2 separate regions of the Homo sapiens genome follow, and region 1 is linked to region 2. A link is an interaction called in ENCODE POLR2A ChIA-PET data of the cell type or tissue named here. Cell type or tissue: GM12878. All regions are shown on one strand. Each heading gives the region's core, and the rest is flanking DNA. Links, peaks and the distances in the headings are about the cores only. Region 1 has its middle 31 kb from the start of ADRB2. Region 2 has its middle 37 kb from the start of ADRB2.

The links. ChIA-PET counts read pairs that join two places held together with the same protein. Peaks named below come from ENCODE experiments on the same cell type or tissue, not always from the same donor. Only the 100,000 strongest peaks of a DNase experiment are listed, where the experiment ranks them.
Region 1: POLR2A ChIA-PET joins it to region 2 with 6 read pairs; 3 of 35 experiments call an interaction of 5 or more read pairs at or near these places.

The regions. Positions count from the first base shown.
Region 1 is chr5:148,849,165-148,865,433 of GRCh38, forward strand. No RefSeq gene overlaps it. Among named protein-coding and RNA genes, the nearest start is that of ADRB2, 31 kb to the left of the region's middle. In GM12878, for the core only: no CTCF peak of the experiment used is centred there; no DNase peak of the experiment used is centred there; H3K27me3 peaks cover 461 bases.
Region 2 is chr5:148,781,847-148,798,115 of GRCh38, forward strand. No RefSeq gene overlaps it. Among named protein-coding and RNA genes, the nearest start is that of ADRB2, 37 kb to the right of the region's middle. In GM12878, for the core only: no CTCF peak of the experiment used is centred there; a DNase peak (open chromatin) is centred at 9,665.

The DNA.
Region 1 (16,269 bases), core at 3,843-11,842, 66 kb after region 2:
TGGAAGTCCAAGATCAAGGTGCCTGCAGGGTTGTTTCCTCTGAGACCCCACTCCTTGACTTGCAGGTGGCAACCTCTGGCTGCCTCTTCATATAGATTTTTCTCTGTGTGTGCACACACTCCTCGTATCTCTCTGTATGCCCTAATATCCTCTTCTTATGAGGACACAAGTCAGAATGGATTAGGGCCCACCCTAGCAGCATTGTCTTAACTTAATCTCTTTAAAGGCCCTACCTTTAAATATGGTCACATTGTGAGATACTAGGGGTTAGGGCTTTAACATATGAATTTGGAGGGAATACAATTAATTCAATCCGTAACAGCCTCCTAGCCTTAACTAGCTCACTGTAGCACACAAAAACATAATAAGACAGCACAATAACTGCTCTAGTAAGAAAGAAAAAAGCCTGGTGAGACACATATAATGGTTCCATCTAGGCACCGGGTCACCACTAGCCTGTGGCAGAGCTAAAGTGAGAACCCACTTCCTCTTCCTCCTCATCCATCAGTCTTTCCTCTGTACTAGCTTTATGCTATAATTATAATAGCTGCATCACTGGGCGTCGCCATGTACCATGTATTGTTCTAGGCATAGAATGTATTGCCTCAGATAATCCTTGCCAGTATTAAATGTCCACAAATATTGCTAGTGCCTGCAATGTCAATCACTGTGCTAAAGCTATATCATAGTGGAAAGACTCTCACTGCTTAATAGGAAAATGCAGATGCACACACACTCAAACACACACACACCAGTGGTATGCTGTCTCTGCCCATTTCTGCCAGGTTTATAGCTCTCATAATATTTGTTCCTCAGCCAGGTAATTTAGTCGGTTTCCAATTAGGAAAATAGGAATCATTCTAGGTCTTTCAACATCAGAAATTTAATGTAGGTAATATTAATATCAACACTTCGCAGGTGAAGAAACTTAGGAATAGCCAGTAAGTAACTGTTCAATTCACACAGCTAGTAGATTGCTGCTCCAGGGCTTAAACCCATTATTCTGGCTTCAAAGTCCACTCTTTTAAGCGGAACCCCATAATTCCCCTCAATAGCAGGAAGTCTTATTTTTTTTTATCCCAACCGGAAAAGGGATCTGAGACCATAGCAGAGAGGAGAGAAATTAAGCAGAGCCGCAAAGTGGGGTAAAGAGAACACAGAGAACAGACACAGAGAAAACAGGATGGCATAGGTCCAGGTTCATAAGCATCTGGCTGAGCAGGTGGCATAGAGGGGTAGTGAGTAAGGTGAGTTGACCAGTAAGATGAGAATGGAAAGGTAAGCTGGGGCCAGAATAAGCGAGATCTCATTTGATGTGAATATAAAATTGGGCTGGATTCTCTAAATGCTGGTAAGCTAATGATCTTGCAGTGAGAGATCATTTAATCTTACCTCCTCATTTTGCCAATCAAGAAACTGAGGGCCAGAGAGAAATGACTTGCCCAAGACTACAAAGCAAGTTAGTGGCAAAACTGGGGCCAGCAACCAGGTCTCCCACACCTAGTACCATCCAACTCTGTTAAACAATTCCTGCATAAGTGTATGAAAACTGAAATAATTTAAAAGAATGGCTCTTTCCATGTTTTCCCATGTCTTTCACCCAGTTTTCACCCCCCATTTTTTTAGGTGATTAAACTTTTTCCTAAGTTTCAGCTAATTAATATCTTCCCAACTAAAATAACTACTGTGGTTCAAAGCCAGAATGATTTTATAGAAATTGCTAATGATGCAGTTTTCCTGTGTGGCTCAGTTGTATGTGGCAGAATGGCTCACAGGTACATTTTATAGACTAGAAGTGCCTGTATTTCTTCTGTTTAGGTCTAACAGATACGTAGAGATATGGAGATAAACTAAACAGCCACTCTGGCTGGGTTTGTTTTACCAAACAAACATAGCAAGTCCGCAAACATTTGCTGGTGTGTGGTATATGCCAGGCACTATGTTAGAGTCCCAAGATCCAAAGATATATGAGCTCACTTCCAGATGAGCTCACTTCCAGATGAAAAGGCTTTCACTGTTTAGTAGTAAAATGCACATACATCCACATACACACACATCTGATATGCTGTCTTAGGGCTCCTCAGAGTAGTGATTCCCTAGCCAGTTGACTCAGTCTGGGTCCAACCAGGAAAATGTAAACCACTCTAAGTCTTTCAAAATAAGGAATATAAGGAACTGGATGCACAGGTAATGAAAAAGCTGAGAAGCCAAACGAGATGGTGAAGCACCACAGATATTAGCAACAGCAGGAAGATGCTACTGCCCCTGAGCCTGGAGGGACACAAGAACAGGTAGTGTTACCAGATTTGGGAAGCCAGGACATTTATCAGGAGTACATGAAGCACTGATCACTGAGCACATGAAGCCATTGCTGGAGATGACACCAGAGGCAGAGAGAGAAGAGAAGAAACACCCAGCTTCTCCCCTCCCCTCCTTCGGTCTTTTATCATTGACTCCCATCAGCCAAACCTGCCTTGAAGAAACAGGGTAAGAGATCCTGTAGTGTGCAGGTCCCTGGGATGTTGAGCAGAGCTGGAGAATCATGAGGAAGGGAGCCGAGAGCAAGTGGCAGCTGCATGGCACACCAGGTGAGCTTGGGCAAAGCACTTAGTCTCTCAGTCTTAGTTTCCTTGTTGATAATTTAAGAAGAATAACATCTCTCAAGTTTGTTATGAAACTAATGTGAAATAAAGTATGTGTAGGCATTTTATAAGCTTCAAAAAGCATGTATACAAATGTAAGGACTTTAATTCTTTGTTTTAATTCAATGTTTTAGATTTTAGGCTCTGGGGAAAAAAAGAAGTGAATGGTGTTTTAGTGTCACCAGGAACTTCATAATGCCTAGATAATTATCTAAGTAGAAGAAAATATCCTTTAATTGTACTGCTTGTTATCTCACTCTGTCTCTCTGGTCCATCTGTGAAGACCACTGAGTGATTTTGAGGAAATTGGCACATAACTGAAAGGATGTCACAGTATACTCTCGATCCTATTTGGAGATGTGTCCATGGCTTTGAGTCAAAAAGTGACAAGAAATAGGATTCTAGAAATTACTTCAAGACCATTTATTCCACTCTTTTAATTTCAAAGAGGACCAGAGGGGAGAAGGGATATGGGCACATGGCACAAGCTCAGTAAATCTCTCTTAAAGGAATTTACACAATGACACATGCCAATTTCTTTGCTGAGAGAGACATAGAGCCCTGGAAGACCCTCACTCCTTCCTTGACTGGCCCTCTCTTCCTTGGACTTTAGGGTTTCAAATCAGTCTTATATAATAATAGTTTGTACTTTCAATTTTTCCTTCTGTTTCATTATATTTAGGCTTCCTTTCTTTCCTTTTAGTCTTTTATCTCTTCTTTCTAATCACTTTGACTTGACTCCTCAATTTCATGGACTTTTTCCTGTATACTATGCTAATGGACAATGAAAGCTTAGCATTAAGCTATTTCTATTTCAATTTGAGAGAGTGCAAGATTTTTCTCAATAACTCAATTTCCCTTTGTATTAGATCAGAAAGTATAACAAACTCTTTGAGACTAGCTTTTCTCCCAACTCCAGGGCTTCCAGTGAAAATCATAAAGTATTATTTCTTTTTTTTTTTTTTTTTTTTTTTTGAGACAGAGTCTCTCTCTGTCACCCAGGCTGGAGTGCAATGGTGTGATCTCGACTCACTGCAACTTCCACCTCCTGGGTTCAAACAATTCTCCTGCCTCAGCCTCCCAAGTAGCTGGGATTACAGATGCCTGCCACCAAGCCCGGTTAATTTTTTGTATTTTTAGGAGAGACGGGGTTTCACCATGTTGGCCTGGGTGGTCTCAAACTCCCGACCTCAGCTGATCCACCTGCCTTGGCCTCCCAAAGTGCTGGAATTAGAGGCATGAGCCACCACACCCAGCCTGATCCTTTTCTTTCTACTGGCACAAAGTCCAGGCCACAGCCAGAACTGCTGACTAAATACTGGGGTACTCACACCTGGCCCATAAGAATGGCAGTAATTCTATCTGATACAATGTGGTTTGACCCTCTAAGCAAAAGTGATCCTATCTTCTTTAACTTTTTATGCGTTTCAGGGGCAGTTGTTAAATGAACAATAAAGTTTAGGGTGTATTCCTCACTGTGGAAAGACTGTTTTGATTGCCTCTAAGTTTCCTTCTAGCTCTGACATTTAAGAAATCAGTATTATTCCACCAAAGAAACCCTATTATGGTCACAAAGGCCGTAAGATAGTAATGATCCCCTGAGTGACTCATGGAATTCCCAGTGGTCCACTGTGAATTGACATTTTACGGGTACAGAGGCTGTGGCATCTTAAAATGTCAGAGCTGGAGGAGCGTCAGTCATTATCTGCTACCAGTGCATTCGGGAGTCTGGGACCTGAAGCTTATTGGTATCTACTCACTGAATCCTTCAACGGAGATTTATTTTTATTGTTCTCATGCCACGTGCCAGGCATTGTACTAGGTCTTGAGGTACAGTAACAATTAAGATAGATGAGGTACCTGACTTCACATATACCAGTGAGGCAAAATGCACGATAACAAGGAAAAGATAATAAAGTTTGTAATATTTGCTTAAAAGATATAAATAATGTCATGGATTTATTCACTGTGTTCAATGGACAGTGAATAACTTGGGGGGAGGGAGATGACTGCAGAAGTGACTCTTAAGACGAGATCTGAACCTTGAGAAGAAACCAGCTGTGGAAACCAGGGTTTAAAAAAAGAAAAAAAGATAGGCAGAGAAAATGAGACATGCAAAGTCTCAGAGGCAGGAAAGAGCTTGGTATATTTAAGGAGTGGACAGGCAGCCAATCTGGCTAGAATTAAATAGAAGAAAATTAGTATGAGGAGTGGCTGGAGGAGTTGGCTGGGGCCAGATCAACCTCATAGGCCCTAGTAAGGAGTTTCGGTTTCATTCTAAGAGTGGGAAGACTGAAGGCTTTTCTGCAGGTAAGTGACATGATCTGGTCTACATTTCTTAAAGACAGCTCTGAGTGCAGTAAGGAAAATGATCTGTAGGAGAGAGAATGAGGCTATCGCAATAGTCCAGACCAAAACTATCTATCTATCTATATCTCTATCTATCTATATCCATATCTCCATAGGGATATACATAGATATATGGATATAGATATCTATATAGATATAGATATAGATTAATTTCAAAGAGGACCAGAGGGGAGAAGGAATATGGGCACATGGCACAAGCTCAGTGTGCCATATATCGATATATATCGATGTATATCTATATAGATACAAAATTGGAATCAGTGGAGCTGGGAAGAAGTAGAGGAGTTTGAGATATATTTAGGAAGCAGAGCCTATAAGACATGCTGATCACTTGCATACATAAACTGAGAGAACTAGAGGTATAGAAGACTTCTAGAACTTGGAGAAATTGGATGAATGGATGTATTGTTATTGATGTAATGAACCTTAGAGGTGGGTGGGATCAGAAAGATCTATTTGCTTTCAAAGGAAATGGGGAGTGGACAGGTATGTTGGCAGCATAAGAACTGGAATAACAGCACATCTCATTCATGCCTTAAAAGAACGTGAAACTTTGAATGTACAGCAATGGTATTCAATAGGTATGACTTTGCCCCTAAAGGACATAGACACCAGGGATGTTGCTAAATATCCTCCAATGCACAACACAACCCTCACGACAAAGAGTTATCTGGCCAAAAATATCAATAGGGCTGAGGTTGGGAATCCCAACCTTACAGGTTGCCTTTTTGGCATTTATGCAAATGAAGTCCCAGAGAAGATGATTCTGGAAGGTGTCACTGCAGATAGAGTGTGAGGAAGGGGCCTGGATTAGCTTCTGTGGTAGAGGCTGGTGGGAGCTGGTGAGTTATGGGGTTTGCAGAGTTTTCCTGCGAGTGGAACAGTCTCCAGGAGAGGGTCTGAACCCTCTGGGGCCTTGGAAAGAACAGAACATTGATTGAATTCAATTAGAAGGCCCTGGACGCAGTGGGAGATGAGGTGGATATGCCGTCTAGTGAGAACTCAACTAAGCAAAAGGATTGATGGCTGTGAGTCTGGGCAAAGTCAAGGGTTTCCAGGGGAAGAAAAGGAGCATGGGAATCCTAAGGGACATGGGGAGAGGGAACGGGAACTCCTGTTTGAATCCAGGCTTCTTGGGGCAGGTGTTCAAACTAGAAGTCATCTAGAGTCTATTAGTTCTCGTGCCTGCCTACACAGTAAAATCACCTGGGGAGATTTTCAATGTACTAATGCTCCAGCTGGGCCCCACCCCAGAGACTGTGATTAAATTAGTCTGGATTAAAATTCCAGCACTGGAATTTTAAAAGCTACTCCAGATATTCTGGGTTGAGAACTACCCTTCTAAGCATTGTACACTCTGATGCCTATGGGGCCAGACAAGTAAAGGAAAAGAGGGACAGGGTAGGCCCTGCCTAAGTGGGCAGCCTCTGCTCAGCCGTTGGCTGCTCTTGCCTTGTAGAAATCGGCACTGTGTTGCCAAATCTTCCTGTCCTCTTGTTTTTTTTGTTTTGTTTTGTTTTGTTTTGTTTTGTTTTGTTTTCTGAGAAGCCTAAAATCCAGATTTTTAAAATGTTGGCTCTAAATATTTTAAAATCCCATGCCAAACAAAACATGACTGCAGAGCACATATTGGGCCTCTGGGCTGTCATCTAGCAACCTCTGACCCAGCCCAGTGGTTTTCACACTTTTTTTTAACCACAAGAGGTTTTCTCCAAGCAACTTGTTTTGTAGAACTGTTATAAATTAAATAAACTTAACCAGAACCTTGGTTTAGAGCAGGACAGAGACACACTCAGCCTCTCCTTCTAGCCCAAGGCGGTTCTTAATGCTGCTCCTGAGACCTTCTGGTTCTTGGGAACTTCTCTGGTCCATTTGCCAGATGAGAAAACCGAAGTCTTCATAATACAGTCCTGGAGCAGAACCTGCCCCACAGGGCCACTTAGAAATATGTGTGGGGACCTTTGGAGTTGTCTCAATGACAAAGTTGGCACTACCTGGCACTCAGTGGCTGGCAGCCAGGGATACTAAACTTCCTGCAATGTCCAAGACAATAAAGAATTACCCTACACAAAATGCCAATCACTCCCTGCTGGGAAATATCAGATGCAGAAGTGGAGACCCAAGAGAGGGAACATCATCTGGCATGATCATGGCAAATACACTCTAGAACTTTGGCCTCTGCCCCAACGACTTAAGAACTTTCATCTGCACCCATAAGGAGGGGTCACTGGCAGAGCTGAGTTGGCCATACTCCAAAACACAGGAGAAAAAGAGATATTTTAAAATTAAAGCCAAGTAGCCTCTTGAGGTGGGACAGCCATTATGTTAAAAAGCTAAGTGCCAGGTTTTGAGAAGCAACTTGGAAGGAAATGGGGACTGTGATATCTTCGGCCTGGGCCAGAGGCCAGTGGCTGGTACTGGAAGGGGGCAGATCAGCTGCAGCAAGGAGCAGGGGTGCTGGGACATGCTGGAGTCAGGGCAGCTGCACAGGTTTGTTGGCTCCATGGGTCATTTAATCCCTAGGCCAAAATATGCCAAGTTCAAAAATAGGATGTGGGAGTAAAAGGTGAAAGGAGGGTGTCCTCAACACTCCAAGGAAATAGAGCCAAAAGAAAAATCATCTTCATATTTTTGTCATCACAATGCCACACATTGTACAGAGTTTCACTGTTTGTAAAACCATTACAACAGGATCACCTTCTCAAGAAGTGCCAGGCAAGGGGAGAAGTATCCCTATTTTACAGGCAAGGAAATGGAGCCTCAGGTTCATGCTTATCTGGCGCCTACCCTATCTTTTTCTTTTTTTTTTTTTTTTTTGAGATGGAGTCTGGCTCTTTGATCCAGGCTGGAGTGCAGTGGCGCGATCTCGGCTCACTGCAAGCTCCGCCTCCCGGATTCACGCCATTCTCCTGCCTCAGCCTCCCGAGTAGCTGGGACTACAAGCACCCACCACCACACCCAGCTAATTTTTTGTATTTTTATTAGAGATGGGGTTTCACTGTGTTAGCCAGGATGGTCTCGATCTTCTGACCTTGTGATCCACCCACCTCGGCCTCCCAAAGTGCTGGGATTACAGGCATGAGCCACCGCACCCAGCCTCTGGCTTCTACCCTTTCAAGATCTGAGTTTATTTGTTCATGCTTACTTTCACCATCCACATGATGAAGGTCAAGAGAGGTATTCCCATTCTCGGTGTGTAGATTAGACTAGCAGTTCCCAAACTGTGGTGGGCATCAGAGTTATCTGGGAAACTTGGTAAAAACACAGCAGGCCCTATCCGATTAGAAGAAAGGAGCCTGTGTCTCCTTCACACTATCAGCACTCACTCCAGGTGATTCTGATCATCACCAATACCCCAACAGGTCTAACCCAGGTCAACAAGACAAGCCCACTTACACAGTGCTTGGATGTCACAGCAATGTCAAGTTACTACATGGGTCTAAATATTTCTCCTCTCAGCCAGTGATGGAGCTGAGGCAACATCCAGTGGTGTGCTAGTCAGCCAGCTCTCCATGACGGGGGATCCCTGACTTGTAGTATTCGTCTATTTCTATGGTGTAACTACTGGGGTCATGGCCAATTTCAAAGTACTGAGGTGACATCACTGAAGATGGAGTTGAGAAGAGGTGCACACAATTAGCTCTTTTGAGACAGTCTGAGCCAGCTTCAGCATGCATCTTTCAGGTCTCATCTTCAAAGATGGTGATCTTTCCCCTAAAATATCCAGAGCTGGGATGTGGGACAGGCTCATGACAGTAACAAGGAGCACATGTTCTATAACATCATTTTCAGGGGACAACAACATCGATTACTGCTATTCTACCATTATCTTCGAAAAGCAATAGACATAATTTTGAATTTCAACTTTGTGACTATTGACTGTGTGATGTTGAATGAGTCTCAACCCTCTCTGGGCATCATATTTCCCATACTTAAACTAGAAATAATAATACATTCCTCAAAGAAAAACCATAAAGGCCCAAGGATGTGATATATGTAAAATATGTAAGAGTACTTGGCAACTAGTTGTACACAATAAAGGTTTGTGCCATTCTCGTCCTCTCTCACATACTTCACATTTTGAAACCTAGAAAGGACCTCATCACTCTTCCCATGTAGATGCCTTGCTAGTGAATCAGAGACTCAAGAAGGGCAAGTGCTTTGCTCAACAAATTACAGGCAGCTGGTATGGAAGCCACCCGACATGAAAAAAAAATTGTCCCTAGGTTATAGTCTTCTTTCTGCAGACCAATCTGGGAGTCAAGCTGTGGAAATTCTACATGTTTGCATTGGAATGATTTTGTCACAGTCACTATCCTTGTAAAAGTTTTGATAGAGATGTCTGGAGGTATTTTGCCTTAGCAGCCTGGGCTTCGGAACTGGGCTTGCCCTGTAGCAGGTCACTTGCACCTTTCTGCCACAGATGACGGAAACATTTAAAGTTATGGATTGTGTCTCTGCATCCTCTTCCCTTCACACCAGCCAATGTGTTTTTCATTTCTCTTGGCTGGCTCAATTTCCCACATGTTCTCCCAAGCTCTTCCTCTCCACTCCCCAGGGCTTCCCACCACAAACCTGCGTGCTTTGGCGTCTTAGTAGGAGGGGCTGCTGAAATTCATACCGGATATGCCTTTGGCTGTGTTTATCAGCCCCAGCCCAGGCTCCCTTGGCTGAAGGTGGCTGAAGCAGAGGGCTTTGACTATTCAGGTGGCCCCAGCCTGCCTGCACCCTATCCCTGAAAGCAACCTGCCCATTCGGCCTGAGAGGATGGAAACTTCCAGCTCTGCCATCTGTTCAGGACCTCCTGAGCAAAGACCTTCTCTTCTACACATCAGTTTCCTTAACTGTGAAAACAACAACAATAATAGTATCTTTGTTTTATGTGAACCACTTTGCTTTTCACAGTAATCCCTTTACCGGTGGCTTCCCGTTTAATCTCCATTACAGCCTGTGAAGTAGGGGATACTATGACGGGCCCATAACATGCAGAGCTAGGACAACAGCCCCGGTCTGCTCATGCCAAGAGTGAGCAGGAAATTTTGCCCTGTCCATTAGCTGTCTCTTTCATTTAAATGAGAAGGATGGGCTGTGTCTCTATTTTGCCATGTAGAACCTGCTTCATTTGCTTGCCTCCTCTTCTTCGCTCCTCTCTTTCCCTCTCTTCCTATGAAAGTAGCTTTGCTCTCTGACAGCCCTGGGGGTAGCTGGGCACACACAGCGTATGTGAGAACCTCACAGAGCAGAGGGCTAATTAGAAGGCATTCACTCTTTAACTCCCCATCTGAATTCCTGGTTAGAAGAGGCAACAGAAATTTTCCTGCTCTTTTCTGTTCTTGTATTTTTCCTTCATCTGTGTACTTGTGCCTTGCTACCAAATACTCCTTTTGGACATGGGATGTACACATTTGTTGTGTTTTTGTTTTCTTTCTTTTCCCTTTTTTTTTTTTTTTTTTTTTTGGTAGGGAGTCAGACAGAACAAAAAGCATTTGAATAATTCAACAGTTCCACAGACATCTAGGCTGAACGGGGACAACAGAGAGAACTTGCTTGTCCCATTTAACTGTTGCTTAGGAATGTAAAGAGGTGAGCACTTAGAATCTAGAAAAAATTTTAGGAGAAGTGGTTTCCCAATGCATCCTGAATGTCCCACTCTGTACTCTACTTTCTCCATCAGTCAAAGCCTTCTCTGTATCTCTAATTGGAATTAACTTCTCTTTTCTAAATGCAAACCCTATCTCGCAACCCATTGACCATACTTCCTTTGAGCACTTCTTCCTTCTCTGTGTCACTGACCTAGTTTTCTTGGATTGTAAATTCTTTTATTGTAAAGACTAATTTTTAATCTTATTTTTTGTGTGTTCACCATTGCAGCTCCCATCATCACCACCTAATAATAATTATAATGATAGCCGCTTCCATGTATTAAGCGTTGCTCTTTGTCAGAGACTATTCAAACAACATCTTATCTAATCTTACATCAGCCTATTGAGACATGTAATTTTACTTTTAAATAACTTTCCAAGAATTATGTAAGTAAGAGGCGGAGCTAGGATTTCCAACTCAGGTTTGTCACATTCTTTAATTCCCAAGCTGGTGTTTCCAAGTTCTGTGATATTCTGCAAAGCGCAGTGCGTGAGAGAAAAAGCCCTCTATGAGAAATTCCACTCTTGTCTTACTAAGATTCGGCACCATCTGAAAAAAAAAAAAAGAACAACTAAAAGGTCATTTCATCCCACCCTCTCATTTCACTGATGAAGGTTTTAAGACAAAGGGGAGAAAGTGAGCCAAACCTAGGTTGCCCAGACGGTGGGTAGCTCAGCATAACACCCAGCCTCACCCCATTTCCCCTGCTGCCTCCAACCTCTTGTTAGGCCTCTCACTTTCCTAAAGAGTTTATGATATGATATGCGGAACAGGAATTGCTCAGTATTGAAAAGCTTAGGCAGGAAGAAGGTGTGGGCAAAAACGTGTATCATGCTTCATGATCACACTGTATAGGACACCAGGGACACCCAGCTTCCCTGAAGTTTTACTTTCCCAAAAAGTTGTGCGTAAATGAGATGCTGGCTTTCCCTTTCTGGTAAGTCAGCCTCCAGTGGGTGAGTCAGGTTGGCTCGTGGCTGGGAGTCTGTGTCATGGCTTTGCCTTTGTGCAGGTTGTCAGTTGATTGTATGTATATGGACTTTAGGATATACAGATGATATATACATATCATCGCTTACTGTCTGGCTTACCATCGACTGTTTATACCAGATAATTCTTTGCCATGGGCCTGCCTTGTGCATTCTAAGATGTTGGATAGCCTCCCAGGCCTCTACTCACTAAATGCCAGTAGCACCTCTCTTCCCCCAGTTATCACAACTGAAAATCTTTTAAGACATTGCAAAATATCCCTTGGGGGAGAAAGCACCTGTATTAGTCTGTTTTCACACTGCTATAAAGAAATACCTGAGACTGGGTAATTTTCAAACAAGAGAGGTTTAATTGATTCACATTTCTGCCTGGCTGGGGAAGCCTCAGGAAATTTATAATAATGGTGGAAGGCAAAGGGGAAGCAAGGCACTTTCTTCACAAGGTGGCAGGAGAGAGAGAGAGTGAAGGGGGAAGCACCAGGCACTTATCAAACAACCATATCTTGTGAGAACTCACGCACTATCAGAAAAACATTATAGGGGAAACTGCCCCCATGATCCAATCACCTCCCACCAGGTCCCTCCCTTGACATGAGGGTATTACAATTTGGATTACAATTCGAGATGAGATTTGGGTGAGGATACAGTCAAACCATATCTGGACCTCTGGCTGATTTGGTCTCATCTTCCTCTGAGTCCTTTGGTGAGGAGGGAAATGCTAATTGGTGAAGAGAGCAAATATCCAAAACTCCAGCTAGAATATTTATTCTAAGGATGCTCTGTCTGGGATTTCAAAATATTTTTATGGTTTCCATGTATTGCATCCCTGCATGCCTGCTGTGCATCCAATAGTAGCTAAGTGTTTTAACTCAGTTGTTCCACACAAGAATCCTGCAGGACAGCTATCATTGTTTCCACATGTATTCATTGGGGTTCTCCAGAGAAACAAAACCAATAGGACATGCGTGTGTGTGTGCACACGTGTGTGTGTTTTAAAGGAGATTTATTTTAAAGAATCAGCTTATGTGATTATGGAAGCTGACAAGTCCCAAGATCAGCAGTTTGCAAGCTGGAGACCCAGAAAAACTGATAATGTAGTACAAGTCCAAACATTGGCAGACTTGAGACCTGGGAAGAGCCAATGTTTTAGTTTAAGTCTGTCAGTAAAAAGAAACCAATGTGCCAGCTCAAAGGCAGACAAGCATGGGAATTTTCTATTATAGGGAGGAAGGTCAGCCTTTTTTTCCTATTCAGGTCTTCAATGGATTGGACGGGAACCATCCACATTAGGGAGGGCAATCTGCTTTACTTAGTCTCCCAAATCAAATGTTAATCTCATCCAGAAATATCAGCACACACAACCTTAGAATAATGTCTGACCAAATGTCTGGGCACCCAATAGCTCAGTCAAGTTGACACATAAAATTAACCATCACTTGGCCGGGCGCTGTGGCTCACACCTGTTATCCCAGCACTTTGGGTGGGTGGATCACCTGAGGTTCCTTAGGAATGTAAAGAGGTGAGCACTTAGAATCTAGAAAAAATTTTAGGAGAAGTGGTTTCCCAATGTATCCTGAATGTCCCACTCTGTACTCTACTTTCTCCATCAATCAAAGCCTTCTCTGTAAATTCTTTTATTGTAAAGACCGATTTTTAATCTTACTTTTTGTGTGTTCACCATTGCAGCTCCCACCATCACCACCTAATAATAATTATAATGATAGCCGCTTCCATGTATTAAGCGTTACTCTTTGTCAGAGACTATTCAAACAACATCTTACCTAATCTTACATCAGCCTATTGAGACACGTAGTTTTACTTTTAAATAACTTTTCAAGAATTATATAAGTAAGAGGAGTTCAAGACCAGCCTGGCCAACGTGGCGAAACCCCATCTCTAATAAGAGTATAAAAATTAGCTGGCCATGGTGGCAGGTGCCTGTAATCACAGCTACTCAGGAGGCTGAGGCAGGAGAATAGCTTCAACTTGGGAGCCAGAGGTTGCAGTGAGCCGAGATCGTGCCACTGCACTCCAGCCTGGGTGACAAGAGCAAGACTCCATCTCAAAAACAACAACAACAAAAATGAATCATCACTCTATGGTTAAGCTGGGTGTCAGTGCATCTTATGGAAAGAGCCACAAAGCTAGAAAGCAGCAGATGGAAATGTCAAGACCAGGTTTGTGCTCTTAACCTCTATATGAGCTTCTCAACCCAGCAGATTTGTGCTGGATGTGTGCCGTACTCTCTCGAGTGCATGGGGGAAATAATAGAGCTTGAGAGCCACTGCTCTGTGCACTGCCGTTCATTGGTTGACTGTCTCAGAATCACTGATTATCAGGGTGAGAAGAGAACATCAGGATAATCTAACCCAGTGAAACGCTGATCTGATAATCACACAAATAAATGAGTAGTGTGCCTATAGTGAGTACTCTGATGGAATGGTGCATATGATTGGGAAATAGACCTGACCTGGGTCAGGAGAGGCTTGCTGAATGATTGAATGGGTAGGGGTTACATGGGTAGAGAAAGTAGGAAGGCATTTGAGGCAGAGAGAACCCTAGGGTAACAGGGAGAGGGCAACTTGACCCAGCTGGCTCTGCAGAGTGGGTTCTTCAGATTGCTGCAAACACACCTCAGACAGGCATACTGGATGTGGGGTCTTGGAAGTCCTATAGAATTGGGGTTGAGAGTGAGGAAGGGTGACTGTAACAAAATCACAGAAACCCATCCAATCCCACCTCTCATTTTAAAGGAGAGGAAACAGACCCAGAGAAGTTACTTATCCCAGAACATACAACAAAGGTAGTGTGAAAACTTATCCCAGAACATACAACAAAGGTAGTGTGAAAACTTAGATCTCTTGCCTCTGTCTCAATTATGTTCCCAGGTACCATGGGACCTCGCCACATTGCCTGGAATCGCCTGACCCTCCCTTTACCCCACAAGGAGTCCCCAGCTTTTGGAGCTTCAGAGTTCTTGTCCAAGTCTCACACAATCCCCTGAAGAGTGGTGAAAATACTCTCCAAAGTCGCTGAACCCTGAGCACAGGACCACATCCCAGGAACTGCCACATAAGAAAGGGGGAATCCATGCATGGACTCAAAGTACTGAATCAGCAGCTGGAAATACTAAAGTAATTCATGACCCATAGAAGCACAAGTCAAAAATGGTAGTCTGCAGGCCGGATCTAACCCACAGATGTGTTTTGTTTGGCCACACAATCTATCGAAATTTATTGCCACCATTAAAAACTTAGATTTCATATTTTTAAAAAAGTTCTAGCCTGCATTCCTACCTGACAACAATTCCCTGGAGCTGCTGCCTTCCCCTCCTCACATTCCTTAGGTGCCCACCTGCTTACTCTGTTCCCAACCCCAACTCCTGAAGTAGCAGGTGGCGTCTGCAGCCCAGGGCTTTGAAGACATGCAGCACAGTGTGCCTGCCCTGCCCTGCCTCATGACAGCTTTTCAACAAGCTGCTAATAGTGACCTTGGGATGGCCCCTCGAGTCTGCAGGCCAGCTAACCCCAGTCCCGTCAGCTGCTGCTCCCTTGATAGGGCTGTGGTCTCCTCCTGTCCTGTCACCCTCTTTCTAGACTGTGTCCCTCTGAAAGGGATGCATTCAGATCCAAGCAATGTGCTCCCCCAGTGGGCTGACTTAGGTGGAAAAGTTAAAGAAGTCATTTTATATTTATACACCATTCAATTTCAACTTGGCAGTCAGAGCAGCACACACAATGTCAACGCAAATCGAAAGAGGCCTCATAACATACAAAGTTGATTCTCTCTTATGATTCTAGCTAAGTAGAATAAACTCCCAGGGGAAAACATCAAATCATTTCCTGAGACTATATACAAGCAAATCTCTAACAATGTAGGAGGAATGACAAGCATCTTGAAAAAAATTTTTCTGTTTATAAGTATAAACAGAGACAGGACTCTAAGGAAAATACTTGTAAAAGTCCTTGTTAAATGACAGCAATCTAACTGGGTGTATGAAGTTACTGCTGGTTCTCTCTGCTACCAGAATGAACTCAGATGAACTGTTTTAATTGTTTTGCCCTTTGAGGTTAAAATTGCACAGGTAGAAAGCAAAAAAACTAATGGCATTATAGAAAGAAATGCTGGCCTGGGGATCTGGTGCCCTGGAGGCTTTCCTTCAATCTGCCTCTGACTATTAGGAGCTCATAGGTGGGTCACCTGAAACTCTGGGCCTCAGTTTTCTCATTGTGCAATGAGATTGTTGAATCATATTAGAGATTCCACAAATGAGAGCAGTGCATCCAAGACATAAGCCATTTCTGCATAACCTTTTCTAGAGATCCCCTGACCCATTAATCATGTAATTAATGGTCCTCATTAAAATGACTTCAGTTCTAGCATAATGTTTTAGTTCCGTCCAGGTGGAAACATTTACAAGCCCACAGGTATGATGTGTTAACTATTATTTAAGTACATATTAAAATACTCAGGAATTAAAATTAAAAATAGCATTTGTCCATGTACCACCTAATGAATACGCAATAAATGTTGAATGGATGAATGACAACTACTGCTGAGGTCAGTCACGTGTGCCATACACAGACATGAAAAAGATAATCAAAGATGCTTTGTGGTAGAGATGT
Region 2 (16,269 bases), core at 5,582-13,581:
AGGTCCGTTCCTCTGCTCCCTTCAAGATGGGGAAGAAACATAAACACTGAGATACCCCAGAGCAGCCGTTGGCAGCCAAGGAGTGCCAAGCCACAATCTACAGCCAGAACTCAAGGGGAGAGGAACCCACACTTTCAGAGCATTGAGAGGGAACACAGCTGCAACTGTTAGGAAACAGAGGGGAGCCATACAACTGAGCAAGAGTCTACTGTCTGACCAGTGAGCCTAAGTGCCACTTACTGGATCATACCCCAAAGCTTCTCACTTATAAGTGTGAGCTGAATGGTGAGAACTTGTGAACACAAAGAAGGAAACAACAGACACCGGGATCTACTTGAGAGAGAAGGGTGGGAGGAGGGAGAGGAGCAGAAAAGGTAACTACTGGGTACTGAGCTTAATTAAAAATAACCTGTACAACAAACCCCCGAAACATGAGTTTGCCTGTGTGACAAACCTTCACGTGTAACCCTGAAACTAAAATAAAAGTTTTTTTTAAACCAACAAAAAAAAAAATACAAAATAATATGATTAAATTAAAAGACAATATTCCCAACATAAAGAGATAATAAATGTTGGAGATGATGGATACGCTGATTTTCCCGATCTAATCACTATTCATTACATGTATCAAAACCTCACCGTGTACCCCATGAATATGTACAATGTTTTCTGTCAATTTTTAAAAATTAAATTAAATTTTTAAATGCTGTGTAACAACTATTTATATAGTATTTACACTGTAGCAGATATTATAAGTAATGTAGAAATGATTTAAAGTATATGGGAGGATGTGCATAGGTTATATATAAATATTAAATAATAAATCATTCTATAGCAGGGACTTGAGCATCTGTGGATTTTGATATCCACGGGAGTCCTGGAATTTCTCCCTCAAGAATATCAAGGGATGACTATACAAATATGTGTGTGTGTGCATGTGTGTGTGCATGTGTGTGTGCATGTGTGTGCATGTGTTATGATAGCATAGTTGAGAAAAGAGCACCAACATAGGATTTGGAATTAGAGTATAATCCTGGCTTTTCTAATAGTATACTGCACATCATCGAACTTTTTGAACTTCAGTTTGCTCAGCTTTAAGGCAAAAAATGTTAGACTTCCTTTAGTGTCAGCTGTTAACTTGTAAGTATATAATTCAACTCTCCCTGAAAACGATGTTAGATTGGTCTTTCAAATGTTAGTTCTACTTCTTCCTTCATGAAGGCAGGTAGAATGAAATAATATTTTCTATCTTTTTGTTGGTTAATATTTGTTTCTTTCAAAACATTTTAAGCTCCAAGAGGATAGGAACTGTGCCTTTCCTGTTCCTCATTGTACCTCTGCACTTGGCTTGGTACTAGCTAAAGTTAATGCTTTTTGAATAAAGAATAGATAATAAAAGCAATAACTTGTGAGGAAGATGGAGTATTAGTTCTGAGATTTTGCCAAATGACACTTTAACATGGTTACCATAATTTGCAGTGCTCTCACCATTCTTGCATGTCATCTATGACTTCAATAGGCTAATTCAAAAGGCTTCCAAACTCAAATGTCAGGCTTGATTCTTTTTGTCCCCTCTGCAGTTTCCACTGCTGACCCACCCCCTCCCCCCAACTTTCCTGTGGGACTTTCTCCTCTTGGCCTTGGTGATAATGCCCTTTCTTAATCCTTTCCTTGCAACCCCAACCACTTCTCTGTTTTCCTCCTCAACTCTTCCTCAGGCTTCCCCTATATATAATATTCCCTAGGACTCATCTTTTTGCCCTTTTCAAGCTAGGCATCCTAGACCATGAGTATATTTCAACAAATACATCTACTTCATCCCAATGGGAGTTCAAATGTTTAGCAGGTAAATATTTGTTGAATGGGTGATCCTATAAATATCTGTGGCTTCAACCATTACCTCTTAATACTCCCATCTATACTGCCAGTCTCTACCTCTTCTGTACTTCAAATTGGTAAATTTATTAGTTTCCTAGAGCTACTATGATAAAGTATCACAAATTAGGTGGCTTAAAATAACAGAAATTTATTCTCTCAACGTTCAGGAGGCCAGAAGTCCAAAATAAAGATCTTAGCAGAGTTGGTTTCTTTCAGAGGGTCTAGGGACAGAAACAATCCCACACCCCTTTCCTTCTGGTGGTTGCCAACAATCTTTCATGTTTCTTGGCTTGCAGATGCATCACCCGAATCTCTGCTTACATCTTCAGTTTAACTCGTCTGTGTCTCTGTCTCCTTTTCTGTCTTCTATAACTCTCATTGGATTTAGGGCTGACCTTAATCCAGTATAATTTCATCTCAGTCCTCATCTTAATTATATCTGCAAAACTCCTTATTCCAAATAAAGTCATATTCTGAGCTTCTAGACAGAAATAAATTTGGAGGGGGCACTATTCAACCCACTACAGTCTACATGTTGGCCCCTCAATATTCACATGCATCCCACATGCAAAATATATTCACCCCATCCCAACATTTCCTAAAGTCTCAATTCATTCCAGCATTAACTGTAAGTCTCCAATCTCATCTAAATATCATCAACCCAAAAAGTCTCAAATCTCATCACCTAAATCATCTAAACCAGGTATGTGTGACACTCTAGGTTTTCTCCATTCTGGGGCAAAATTCCTTTCCATCTGTGGCCCTGTGACACTAAAAAACAAATTATCTGCTTCCATAATGCAGGCAAAGGTATAGGAGAGACATTCTCATTCCCATAGTGAGAAATAGAAAGAAATAAAGGGATCTCTGGTCCAAGTAAGCCTGAAACCCCGGCAAAATTCTATTGCGTTTCAAGGCCTGGGAATAATCTTCGGTGGCTTAAAGTTTGAGAAATTTGACTACATAAAAATAAGAACGCATAGATAACCATAAGCAAAATTAAAAGACAAATGACATATTAGGAAAAATGCAACTCATAGAATAAACTGCATGTTGTTTCCTTAAAATATAAAGAGCCTCTGAAGCATGATCAAATAAGACCAACATCCATTTGAAAAATGGGCAAGATGTAGATGAAATATTTTTAGAAAAAAAAAGATGGCTTTTAAATATATGAAAATATGATCAACAGCACTCACAATGAGAGAAATATATATTAAAACGTTCCAAAAGGAACAATGTACATTGGACTACTTCTTAGGAGGGCATTTGATAGTATCTAACAAAATTAGACATTCGTGTACTCTTTGACCCAGCAATTGCACTTCTGTGAATTTATCCTACAAGTCAATTAATAGACATAAAAAATGGCAAAGGAAAAGCTTAATTACAAAATATTAGAAAATATATGAGTGGTCATTTACACAGAAATGTTTAAATAAACCATGCTGTATTATACAAGCACTAAAAAATTAAATTAAAAAGCTTTGTATATAAAGATAAGTAACATTCTCCAAGATACATTATTATGTGAGGGTGGAAAAGGTATACAGAACTCAATGTATATGAATTTGTACATACATTCCTAATATATATCTAGAAGACTGCTAAGAAACTGTTGGCATTGGTTGCAGAGAACTGATTGGCCAGGCACCATGGTAGAAGAGAATGTTTTTACTTTAAAACATTGTGTACCTTTTGGATTTTGAACACTGAAAATATTTACCTATCATGATTCATGTATTCATTTTTTGAATTCTTTGAAAGGTTATTAGAGACTACCAGTTAATCATGGCAGGTTGTAAATATGATTTATCTCTATTTATTTCTGAAACCCACCAAACAGACAGTAAAGAATATTTTTGCAAAAACATCATAAGTCAACAAGGACTAAAGAAAGGAAAGATAAGACAGTCTCAGACCTGATACCAACAAAATCTTTGAAAGGGGGAAGATATAGAATCCCTTACCCAGAAACTGGGGCTCCAGGATTTCCGAGAGTGGGATAAAGAGCATAGCCAAAACACGGGAGTATACTACTTTAAAAAGTAATGACGGTATAGACAGGTTGTTCAGAATTACTGAGATAAATAATAGAGGATACAGTTTAAAAAGTTGACAGTGGTTGCCTCGGGATTGAAGCTAAAAGAGAGAGAAGTGGATAGAGGATTGCCATTTTTTATTGTGTACTATAGTTCAACATCTTTAACTATATACATTATTAATTTGAAAAATGCCTTTTAAAGTTATTATTATTCAACGTCATGCTAATATACTTGAATTTTCAGTGACATAGCTTAGCCTTTGCAGCAATATAAATGACCAAAATTGACCCCCAAAGAAAAAGAGATGTAAACTCACTAATGAACCAAGAAAGAAATTGGAAAAAAATTTTAAATAAGTCTTATTACTACCACAACAAATATAATTGGTATTACAGGTAATTTTTTTTGAATATTTACTTCCAAAATCTGTGTTTTAAAATAAAAAGAAAATTTTTATATGGTAAGTAATTTATTTTATTATGAGACTTTCTAAACAGAATCTAAGCAAATAGAATTTATCCATATGCTAAGATATATTCTTTGTGACTAATCACAGTTTATACTATTATTGCAAAACTAGAAAAAATAAAAGAAATTACTTAATAATTCTAAGCAAAAACCATTAAATAGACTTGAATAAAATTATAAATCTTTGACATAAACCAGACTAATACTAGAAATACAATAAAAGATAAAATATGTGTTATGTCCTCCAGGAATTCATGGTGTAATATTTTCATAATAAAAAAAAGTAGAAGAAATTCTTATTTAAAGTGCAAAAGAACACTTGACAAAAATAATGACTTAAAATCATCCACTGTTTGAGCAAATATCTTTGTAAGATCTGTGAGCCAGACACTCTTGGGTAAGGGTTGGATAAGATGAGTAAGAGACTGACATGAATTTAAGAATAATCATATCCTGATCTCAGTTGTTATCATAATAGATGACATTTCTTGAGCACTTATGTGATAAAGCTGGAAACTTTACACAGTAATAGTGACCAGTAGCTCCTTAGCTGGAATAGAAAAAGCAGTAGGGGGGTTGAGCCAGACTGGCAGGCCATTGGATCACATATGAGGGAACTGAGGAAACTGAGAGAGAAGCTTGTAGTCAGGGAAAGGAATTTTGGCACTGGGGATTCTGGAAGTACAGTTACAGGCAAGGATAGGTACCAAACCACAATGCAATGCTTAATAGCAAAATGGAAATCACCCAAATGCCCCAGCTTAGAGTGAGATAAAGCCGACGATGGTATCCTTAAAGCAATCAACTATTGTGTAGCCATAAAATTGTAAAACTACAAAGGCCATAAGGATACATAAAGATGTACATATAAATTATGCTAAGTGGAAAAAATTAACCCAAGTATTAGAGCTGAGCAAAATCTCTGCTTGCACATTGACAGAAATAAAAAGAAATTATAGGCATGGTTAATAGCTTCAAAAAAGTTCTATTTTTGTGTCTTTGGCAGTGTTCTTGTCTTAGTTCATTCCTGCTGCTATAACGAAAATATCTGAGACTGGGTAATTTATAAGGAACAGAAATTTATTTCTCACAGTTCTGGAGGCTGGAAAGTCTAAGATTAAAGCTCCGGCTTCTGATGACCATTGAGGGCCTTCTTGCTGAGTCTTCACAGGGCAGAAGCTAGCCGGCTAAACGCCTATGCAAAGCCTCTACTTTTAAAAGGGTCTTCATCCCATTAGTGAGGGAGCAGCCCCAGGGCCTAATTATTTCATGAAGTCTCCACCTCTTAATTGCAACACTGGCAGCACCTGAACTTTGCAGGGGACATGTTCAAAACATGGCAGTTCTATAAGCATGTACTTTCTTTAAAAGGAAGACCATCTTCAGTTACTCCCAAATTATCTCCTTTGCTGAATCAGAAAACACCTGTCAGGACTCCAGAGATTCCACAGTTAACTTACTTCTCTTTCTTTACTCTTGGACCCACAATAAGTTATGTCCCTATGCTGAACTGAGAAAGCATTTATAAATAAAAGACAAGTTTAATAAACCTCTTCTTTTCACCAAATAAATCCCAGTTCAGAAATGCCAGCAGATGTCTGAAACAGCAAAGAATAATGCATAAATTTATTGCTTTATTTTACCTGGAATATCCACGGTATCAATAAGTTTTTGTAGTTGAAAGATAATCTGGAAATCTAGACTAGTAATCTTCAATTCTGTTCTACAGAGATGACTCAGGGATCACCTTTGGGATAAGGGGTGACAAGGTGGGAAAGTAAGCACAATTCCTTTGTCTCTCCTCCCACACTCCCCCTGGAGCTCCAAATGCATGAGCAATTCAAGCAGAGCAGCTTTGGTAAAATATTGGCTCCATAGGCTAGTGTTTCCAAACATAACAGCATATAAAAGTCAAATGAGGAGTCTTTAAAACATTGAGTCCTGGGCCGCACACCAGACCTATCGAATCGGCATCTCTAGTAATGGAGCCCAATGATCGGTATCAGTTTAAAGCTTCTCATTTAATTCTGATGTAATCCAAATAAGGGAAACTTTTCTAAAGAAGACTGGAAAGAAGGAAACATATGACCTCTGCTGAAATGTTTCTTATTATGGGAGCTTCTCCCCAACAGAAGGCATTTGTAATTACTAAGAGAGAACACCCTGTCCATGGAGCTGAGCTAGCTCTTTCTGCCCTCTTATGCTACTTAGTCCCAGTGACCTCCCTCATTCCCAGGACAGATGAGGGCGTTTACACCTGGGTGGCTGCCCCCTCACCATAGAGCTTCACCTCTTTTCTGTTACCCAGCTTCATCCACCTTGCCATAAGAGTCAACAAGATTCAAAGTCATTCAATCATAATTCCTTAACTTCTGGCTAGAGTTTTTGACCCAAGCTGATTCAATCAGAGCACTCCTCCACGACTTTTAAAGATTAAAGCTGGAATATAGAATCTTTTCTTTTTGAAGTAATAGAGCTAGACAAATGTAAATCTACGGCCACTAGTGGTCATATCTTCATCGTAGTGGGTCCCATGATGGGCCTCTAGATATGCCACCAGATCAGGACTGATGCATTGACACTGACTACCGCAAATGCCACTAGTACGACTCACAGCTGAATCTTTCTCTGCACAAGGAAGCTGCCTTTCCCTTGGTTTCCCAGCCAGCCACATCCAATAATTGGTTAATATAGAGGTATAAAGACCTGATACCTCTGTTTAAATTTGGGAAAATCTTGAAGAGCTATCGCAGCTCCAGAGATCCCCATGGGATTGGATGAGGCAATTGTTGTGAAGGCACTGTAGCCCAACTTCTCCCTCTTTCCCCTCTTGCTTCCTTCATTCTCTCAGAGCTGGTGTCCACACAGATCTCCATCGGAGAGTTTGTTTTCCCAGGGAACCTAACCTATGTCATTATGGAAGAAACCCATCTGCTGAAGGAGGAAACAGGGCTGAACAGAGACAATAGAAATGAGAGACACCCATATGGAATCCTGACTCTCTTAAATCTTCCAATTGTGCATAACTATACATAGTTCTAAATAGCTCACCATCCTGATAATGTGATGCTCAGGCCTGAATATAATTGTCCAAGGCTGGACCCGCTAGACTAGAGTATGGGGGGATTTTACACTCATGGAACTTCTTAATTTAGCTGAACATTAGATGAGCTTTTTAGAAGCCCCAAAATCCTGTTGGTTTATTGGAGACTGTGTTCAACAAAGACTCCTACATTTCCTTCTGTTGAGCCAGCTACCTCTCCCTGCATCCAAACATCATTTACTCTCCTTGAAGAACTGCCTACACTTTATGGCTGGCAGTATTTCTTAGCCTTTTAAACACATGCACCAAATATGAGCACAGATCTGGAAGAAGCTGAAGGGACGAGGAGGTGGGAGGTTGTTTTTGCAGTTTATAGTATAAAAACAGTAAGTTACATGGAACACAATTTTTCCAAAACTGCACAAACTGTTCAACCATCCTATGTTCAGCCCCCTAACAATTGTAGAAGACATCTCTTTTATGACGACTTGGAGTTCTTATAGTTCTTACTTAGAACTTTTAAGCAGCGCTAATATCTGTGGTGCACATAACAAAAGTTCCAGAGATATTCCCTTTGCCAGTAATGAAGCTAGGTCTGAAAATTATATGCTCTGGTAACAAAGTTCCAACGAGAAAAATTGAAGTGGTAACAAATTTGAGCAAGTTTATTTTCTTTAATTTCTAACCATGAAATGTTTGGATCTGTATGGGACTTTGAAGATCATCTAGTGCCAGAATGGCAAACACTCCCCACTCCCTTTATGTCTCTCCTCCGCCAGAGTCCTTGGCAGACATTACTATGGGACTCAAGATTCTTCTCACAGAGCTTCAATGCTGCTCATTTTCCAAGGATCTTCTTCCCAAGGATCCAAATGATGTTCCATAATTCTCAGCACACCGCATCAGACAGCTACTACCAATTAATTGGTCTGGAAAACTAGACAAACTTTATTTCCTTTTTTTGCCCCAATCACCCTACTCTCCTAAAGGGGTAAAATCATTGACCCAAATTTATGTAATGCTTACTAATCAAGCTTAAACTCCTGATTCCCAAATCAGTGCTCTCTCTCTTTTTCTTCCCCCTCTTCATTGAAATTTCTCCAGTAATTTTAACCATTATATGCCCACAGGCTAGTCAGGTATGAAGAATTCTGGACCCAACTTCAACTGGCATGTCCTCCATTATCGAATGAGTGTGTAGCTGTTGCTCACGCTGCTTATGACATATGTAGGAACATAGAGGCCATCTGAAGGAAGAGAGGTGGTCAAGCTGGGCTCCAGTTCCCACGCGGTTATAGATGCTTCAATAATAATAATAAAATGCTACGACAAATAGAAACATGCCCTGCACCCAATGACTCATGGCTCTAAGCTAATCCCACAATGGCCCCACCTCAGTATTAAAAACACGAGAGAGAGAGAGAAATATAATTCCATGTATGTCCGTCTGTTTGGTAACCAAAACAACCAGCCATAAATGGGAAGTGACTCCCTGATAAATGGTTTTGTGTGAAGTTAAGACCATCTCACTTGCTCTTGAACTGTCACCTGGGGCCTTGAAGAAACAAGTGGCCCTAAGGCTATTTGGGCTCCTTTAAAAATGCTAACCCTCTCCAGTGCCAGCACCATTTTTCTTGTGCTTAGAGGATGGCAGCACTATAGGTGGGATGGAAAATAACCAGCTGGCATGAGGTGCCCTAGGAGCCAGTCTGAAATTACAGGATGATGTGTCAGGATCCAGGAAATGATGGGTGCAATGAGTGGGTCATTCTTTCTCCTTGGCACACGAGAACACACCTAGAACTCTAACCTCCATCCTAGGAGGTCTGAACGCCAAAGTGAAATGAACTTTAGAGACACCAGACACAATCCCACCACTTAGTAGATTATTAGAATGAGGACCAGAGAGGGAAGAGACCTGGCTAAGGTCACACAGCAAGTATGACTGGTGTTTCCAAAAGTAGATTCTTGGAGTAGTAAAAAGAAACTGGAAACATGTAAACATCAGGAGCAATGATAAACTGAAATAATTCATCCAGTGAAACGCCACCTGGTCTTGAAGGAAGAGAGGTGGTCAAGCCAGACTCCAGAGCTGCTCACCACAGGAAGGAGGGGTCCCATCCCCCACCCACATCCACAGCCCTACCCCACCAATGTGTCCCCCTTTTTCCATCTCTGACTCTTACTAAAGCAAAATGCTAGCTACAAAGTGACTCATTTTGGGAAATAGACTTTGTGACTCAGTTCTGCTCTCTAACCACTAGACTAAGCTCCTCATGACTTAAGGAGGTTTCACTACATCTATCAACAAGCTGAATGAGAGGGGATCCCCTTGCATAAAAGACAAATAGGTGGTTTATCCATCAGTGGTAGGTACTATGAAATAAAAGGCAATGTAATATGTAATTAATTCAGTATACATTAAACTAGGATCAATGCCAGACATACTATCCTCTTATATCCTCATAACAACCCCACTGGTAAAGACAATTATTCAATGTATCTAGAAGCTAAGAATCAGAGATGGTAAGTGACTGGAAATGAAGTTTGGGAGAGGTTAGGTGACTTGTCTGAGTTGGCAGAGCCGGGATTCAAGCCAAGTTGTCTTGGTTTCCTCTGCTCCATACCCTTGGTTCCCAAACCCACACCCCACTGTGGCATTTTTCACATGGCCAAGGTGATACAGCAGAGGCAAGCTTCCAGTCTCCTACCTCAAAGGCACAGCGACCTCTGTGATTTAATCACCACAACAGTTCTGTGGAGGGTTGGCAGGGGATTTGTCAGATAAACAACAACAACAAAAACCAACAGATTTCAGAAGCATAAATCCCACGTGGCCTGGAGGCAACCATTTTCTGTGTAGTAGCCTCGGTCTTCTTCATTTGTAATATGGGGATAATTAGAGCATCTACCTGATAGGTTTGCTCTAAGGACGAAGTGAGATAATATAAGTGAAAAGCACTTTGTGTAAACTGCTAAGTGTCATTCAGTGAAAAAAGAATCAGAGACATGCCGAAAGGACAAGCAAAATGCTAACCCAATGAACTGGGTCTAGTATAAAACCATTACTTGCCTCATAACAAGAAATAATAGTGATATATATCTACTTAATGCCTACAGCTTTATAGTTTATATAGAGTTTTTTAGAACACAATTCTTTTCAAATCAATAACCAATAGCCATGATTTGAGTCTTTTCTAAAAATGTATTTGGTATAGCCATTTACATGGTGAAGCTATAATATATATGCTAGGTAAGTTGTGGCAGCCTATGTTAGAAATCGTATATAATTCTAACAAATTTCTTCTGAAGTAGGTGCTGCTCCACAGCTAATGAGAGGAGAAGCTGAGCTTTGAACCTAGGCCTGGCCTGACTTTCAGGAACCTACGGTGCACACTTTTCCAGAACACCACAACTCACTGCACCCTCAGCAGGCCCCAAAGCAGAGTGTTATCCACCCAGGAAACAGCCATGTGCAGCCGAAGAAACAGCCACATGCATCCTGAGGTATGAGACATGAAACCTCCTTCCTAGAACTTGAAAGAGCTGCCACGGCGAGGAGGACATGAGCCTTACTGTGGGTCTCCAGGGTTCACCTCACACGACTTTCTCTGGCCCCTGTGAGCAGCTCCCCATCCTGCTCTGAGTCAGGCTTCTTGTTTCTCATTTTTCTTCCTAACATATTTTCCCACAGTGCTTTTTCTGAACTTCTTCTTTCCTGAAATCCCCAGCTCACCCTGAAGGACCCTACCACCACCTTTCTCCCTAACCCCACTTCCCAATTTTCCTCTATGCCTGTGATTCATTCTGTGAGTTAACTGGGGAGGGTGGCCCTAACCTCTCTCTTGCATGTGTGGTTGCCATCCCCAGCCTTTGACAAGGGAGCAGCATAAAGGCCTAGGGAGTGGGCCCTCTAGACCGACTCTCTGGGTCCAAATCCAGGCTCTGCTCTTAGGGCCATGTGGGCCTAAGCAAGCAAGTTGGCCTTTATGTAAGCTTCAGAGAGACCTGTCTCAAGGAACCACTGTGGGGGTTAGAGGAGATTATGCTTTTGACAAGGGCATGTTACAGAGCAGCCATTATCAGTGGATTTGCATGCATGACTGGTTCCATCATTGGTGTTACCCTCCTACCACCCCATCTCCAATCTCTGAAAAAACATCTTTTCTTAAGCCAAATTTTCCTCTTACTCATCCATTTCAACCTCCCCCAGGAATATAGTCCCAGGACTCTTCTTCCTGTCTATGACATAATCTAATTCCTCTTCCACCCTACCCACCTCCTTGTAGACCCCCCCATCTCTGTTACAGACACCTCCACCCCTGGCATCCAAGGCAGGACATCTAGCAGTCTGTCTTTTCCTATGCCTCTATGCCATCCCATCATAGTGACCATGGCCTTTGGACTCTTCCTAAGCTGCCTCCCTGGCTTCACCTTTCCTTGCCACATGTCATTGTCCTCCCTATTGCTCACCCCACAGCCTTCCTCACCACAACACTCCCTTCCCAACCTTGCCCCTTGGTTCTTCTGTTCCCCATTCTTGGAGAGCCCTTTTCTCTCCCTGCAGGGAAGGAAGTGCTTATCCTTCAAAGCACAACTTATCCAGGTGCTTCTCATCATTTCCAGTTAGGTTTCAATTTTCATAGTCTGCCCAGTTTTCAAATTATATTATTATATGTTTATGCTTTGCCCCTAACTAAATTACAAGCATCTCAAGGGCATATCTCACATGTCTGTGTATCTCCTTACAAGTCCTAATAGAATGCCAGATACAGAAAATGCCTCTGAAAACATGCATTGACCAATTGATTTAAAAATCAGTCTACAAGCTTTAGAAAAAAGAAGACATCTGAGTTAAGAATTATATTAGCTAACAGTTGCTCAGTTCTTGCTATGTCCTAGATAATGGACTCAGTAATGAGAAAATAAAATGAAAGAATAGTATCTACCATTGTATCAAATATCTTACATGCATTGTTCATTTAATCTTCACCATAGCTATATGCAGGAAGTACTATTATTATGCCCATTTTGCAGTGTCACTTATTAAAGCAATTAGCTCTGTGGGAGAAGAACATAAACAGAGGCTCAGCTATTCCACCAAGTCATGCAAACAACCAGAATTTGAACCTTGATGAAACATCTTTTTTTCACTTATGCAATAAATATTTCTTGAATTCCTACCATGTGCCAGGCATTCTTCCAAGCTCCAGAGATAGAATTGTGAAAAAGACAAGCACATTCCCTTCCCTCTTGGGTCTTACATTCTGGTGAGAAAGGAAAACAAGAAATAAGTAATCTAATGAATATATAACTCAATGTGGGTAGTGCAAAGACTATGAAATAAAGGCAGCAGCATGTGGGATCAGAAAGTATTTAGCGGAAGACATGGGAGCTTCAGGTCCAGAGGTCCAGGAAGACCTCACTGGGCAGGTGACAAGTGAGATACCTGAGTGAGAAGAAGTGTGAGCACGGGAGGATGTGGGCTATGAGCATCCCCTGTGAAAGAGAGAGCACATGAAAAGACCCTGCAGCAGGAATTAGCTTGGCATCTGTGAGAAAGGCAGAAAGGTTACCAAGAGCTGGAGTGGCAGAAAATTATGTTGAGGAAGTAGAAGGGGGCAGATCACTGGACCATAAGAGTCTGTCTTCTTTTTGCATATTTTGGGAGAGCCCCTGAAGAGTTCTGAGCGGAGGAATGATATATATGATTTGTGCTTTTAAAATATTGCTGTCTAACCGATTGTTGCACAGAGCTGTTTATGAGAGACCAAGTGGTTTCTGAAATAACTGAAGTTTTGTGGCTAGACATGGTTCATCTGGGATGATTTCATTAAGGGGCAAATGTGGTTCTGAGGGAAAAGAAGACAGTTTGGCTCCCAGGAAGGGGGAAGCCATTCTTGATGATGGTAAATACATGTGTGATAATGAATGGAGAAGTCAGAAAGTTGTGAAAGGTAGTATTTCCCAAAGTTTATTCTATTAACATTTATTTCAAGGTTTGTGAATAAATGTTACACAATGAAACATTGACTCAGCATGGGAAATGCTCTGTTCAACAAAGGTAACCAGACCTCTTTACTGGAGGACTTCTCAGAGTCTTCAGGATGATTATTTGCGTCTAGTCTCCTTAAGACAAGACTGAAGTTGGCAGAGTTCCCCAACCTTATTTGACCACAAGACTCTTTTCACATAAAACACACATCGGGAAATCCCAGTGTAAGGATTTCATCCTAAAACCAGCTAAGACTGTTCAGAGATGAAAATAGGGACATAATGAGTAATAGACCGTGAAGGCAGGAATGGGGCATTTTTGGTTATTATGAGGCCAATGTAAGCTTACCAGTTTGATAAAATTCATAACAGATAATTACATGAGAAGGTCACTTTTGCTGTCCTGTTTGGAACTGATAAAGTAGAGGTAGAATCCAAACATTCTAGGGATTCTGTAAGATGATTTATCTACAGTGTGGGAAGGAAAAATTATGTTGTCTATTTATATTTATATTGTTTCAAAAATCATAAAGAAATTAATATTCTAATATTTACATGTATTACATGGGTTAAAAGTGACACATTAGTATGATTTATAAATATATATACTTGGCTTGGATGTTCAAAAATGTTATAAGAAGGGATACATGGTAAAGAAAAGCCTGGAGATTGCTAGATTAGGTGACCTGTAGAACGAAATGTCTAGTGCATGCACCAAGGCTGTGGTTGTGGAAATGTAGAGGAAGGAATAAAATCAAAGAACCGATGGGGTGGGAGTTAGAGAAAAGAGTTTTGGGGAGGTGGAGGTGTCATCAGCAGCAACTATGAAAAATGTCTGTGGAGTGGCTATGAAAAATGAATGATGACTGCAAGGCCAGGAGCTCTGGAGATAGGTTTAAGTTTGCTGCAGAAATTGAGAATGAATAGGGGGCCCAAGCACTTATAATGCATTCACATTGCAGCATTAATTGTAGTCCGGTATCTGGGACATAATATCTGTTCAACAGATGTTCTTAAGAAGAACAAATGAGTAAGTGAATGAATTAATGAATGAATAAATTCACAGGGCTTAGCAAAGCAACGTGGAGTAAGAAAATTTGGGCAAAATGAAAATGACCTGACCAAGATTCCACAAAATGTTATTTCCTAAAAACAAACAAAAAAAAGTATAACAGCCCCTGATATTAGTTTGTTTTTGACATTAGACCAAAGTATTTTCAAAAGAGAATTTGTTGGATATATCCATACATATTTTTATGATAGACTTTTTAAAAATGTTATGTTGGCCGGGCATGGTGACTCACGTCTGTAATCCCAGCACTTCGGAAGGCTGAGGCAGGTGGATTGTTTGAGCCCAGAAGTTTGAGACTAGCCTGGGCAACATGGTGAAACCCCATCTCTACAAAAATACAAAAATTAGCCAGGTGTGGTGGTGCACACCTGTAGTCCCAGCTTCTTGGGAGGCTGAGGTGGGAGCATGGCTTGAGCCCGGGAGGCAGATGTTGCAGTGAGTGGAGATTGCACTGCTGCACTCCGGCCTGCATGACAGAGTAAGACTCTGTCTCAAAAAAAAAAAAAAAAAAAAAAAAAAAGAAAAGAAAATGTGTCATACATGTACGTTGTAGAAAAATCAGAAAATACAAAGAAGCAAATAAAAGGGGGGGCGTGTGCAAAATTTATCATACCACTATCCAGAGATAACACAGGTATATATTTATAAAAATGAGCTTATATTTTAAATACTATTTTGTAATTACTACTCAGTCACATTCAGTTTTTTAGTTGCTATTCCTCCATGGCCTCAGGACCCAGCTGGAGGACTCTTGTGTCCATGTGATCAGCCCCATTAGTCATAAGCACTGCCAGGTCTCTTGCCTGTAGCTCCTTGTGAGCAATCTGCCCATCCCTGGCACCTTACTGATAAGTTCTCCCCAGGCCTGGACACTGGAGGCCCCAGTCAAGGCTGGAGTTAGGGTGAGGTAAGTAACATACCTGCCTTGGGGACAAAAATTAATGCAAAAATATCCATGATGAGCAAAATGTCAAAGTTTTAAATAAATATAGGACCTGACAGGGCCAAGATTAGGGTGAGGAGAGGGAGTAGGTCACACGATAAGTGCAGAGTTGGATCCTGTCTTTATTAAAATGTTATTCATTATGGAGGTTATGTATTGGTTTTGGTTTTTAAAATATTACATTAAGATATTATTTATCTTCGCCACCCCTTAGATTTTGCACTTGGCTACAAACTAACCCCACCCTATTCCTGGCCTTTTAGTGTGGATTCTGGTGGGGCAGAGTAGAGTATGGGATCAGCTTCATGGCTGAGAGTAACGACACCTGAGCCCTCGTCTAAGCTGTACTATTAATTACCTATACATTTTTCAGTTATTTCCCCTTTCTGGACCTCCGTTTCCCCAAATGTAAAAATATGTGGGTGAACTCTATGATTTGGAAGCACAAATTAATTGCACAAATTCCATGATGCTAATTAGAATTGTAGCTAGAGATCAGGAGATTTCCTTCCTGATACTACCTCTGCCATTTACTAACTATGTAACCTTGGGTAAATCACTTCCCAATTAGACACAGACAGGCTTCCTAATCTCCACTAGCTGGGGTGAAATCAAAATAGTCTACAAGGTTCTTTTGAGCTTTATATGTTTCTGATTATTTTCCTACTTGAAGCCAAAGAATATCCCAATACCATAAACAGTAGAAGCCAAGTGTCTTGTTATAAGCAACCAGATTTTAACAAACGGACTTAAGAGCAAAGTTAATGATTTGGCAAGATGTTAGGAAGTCTTCTTTCTGAGGAAAGAGAATTCAGTGTCAAGCAGG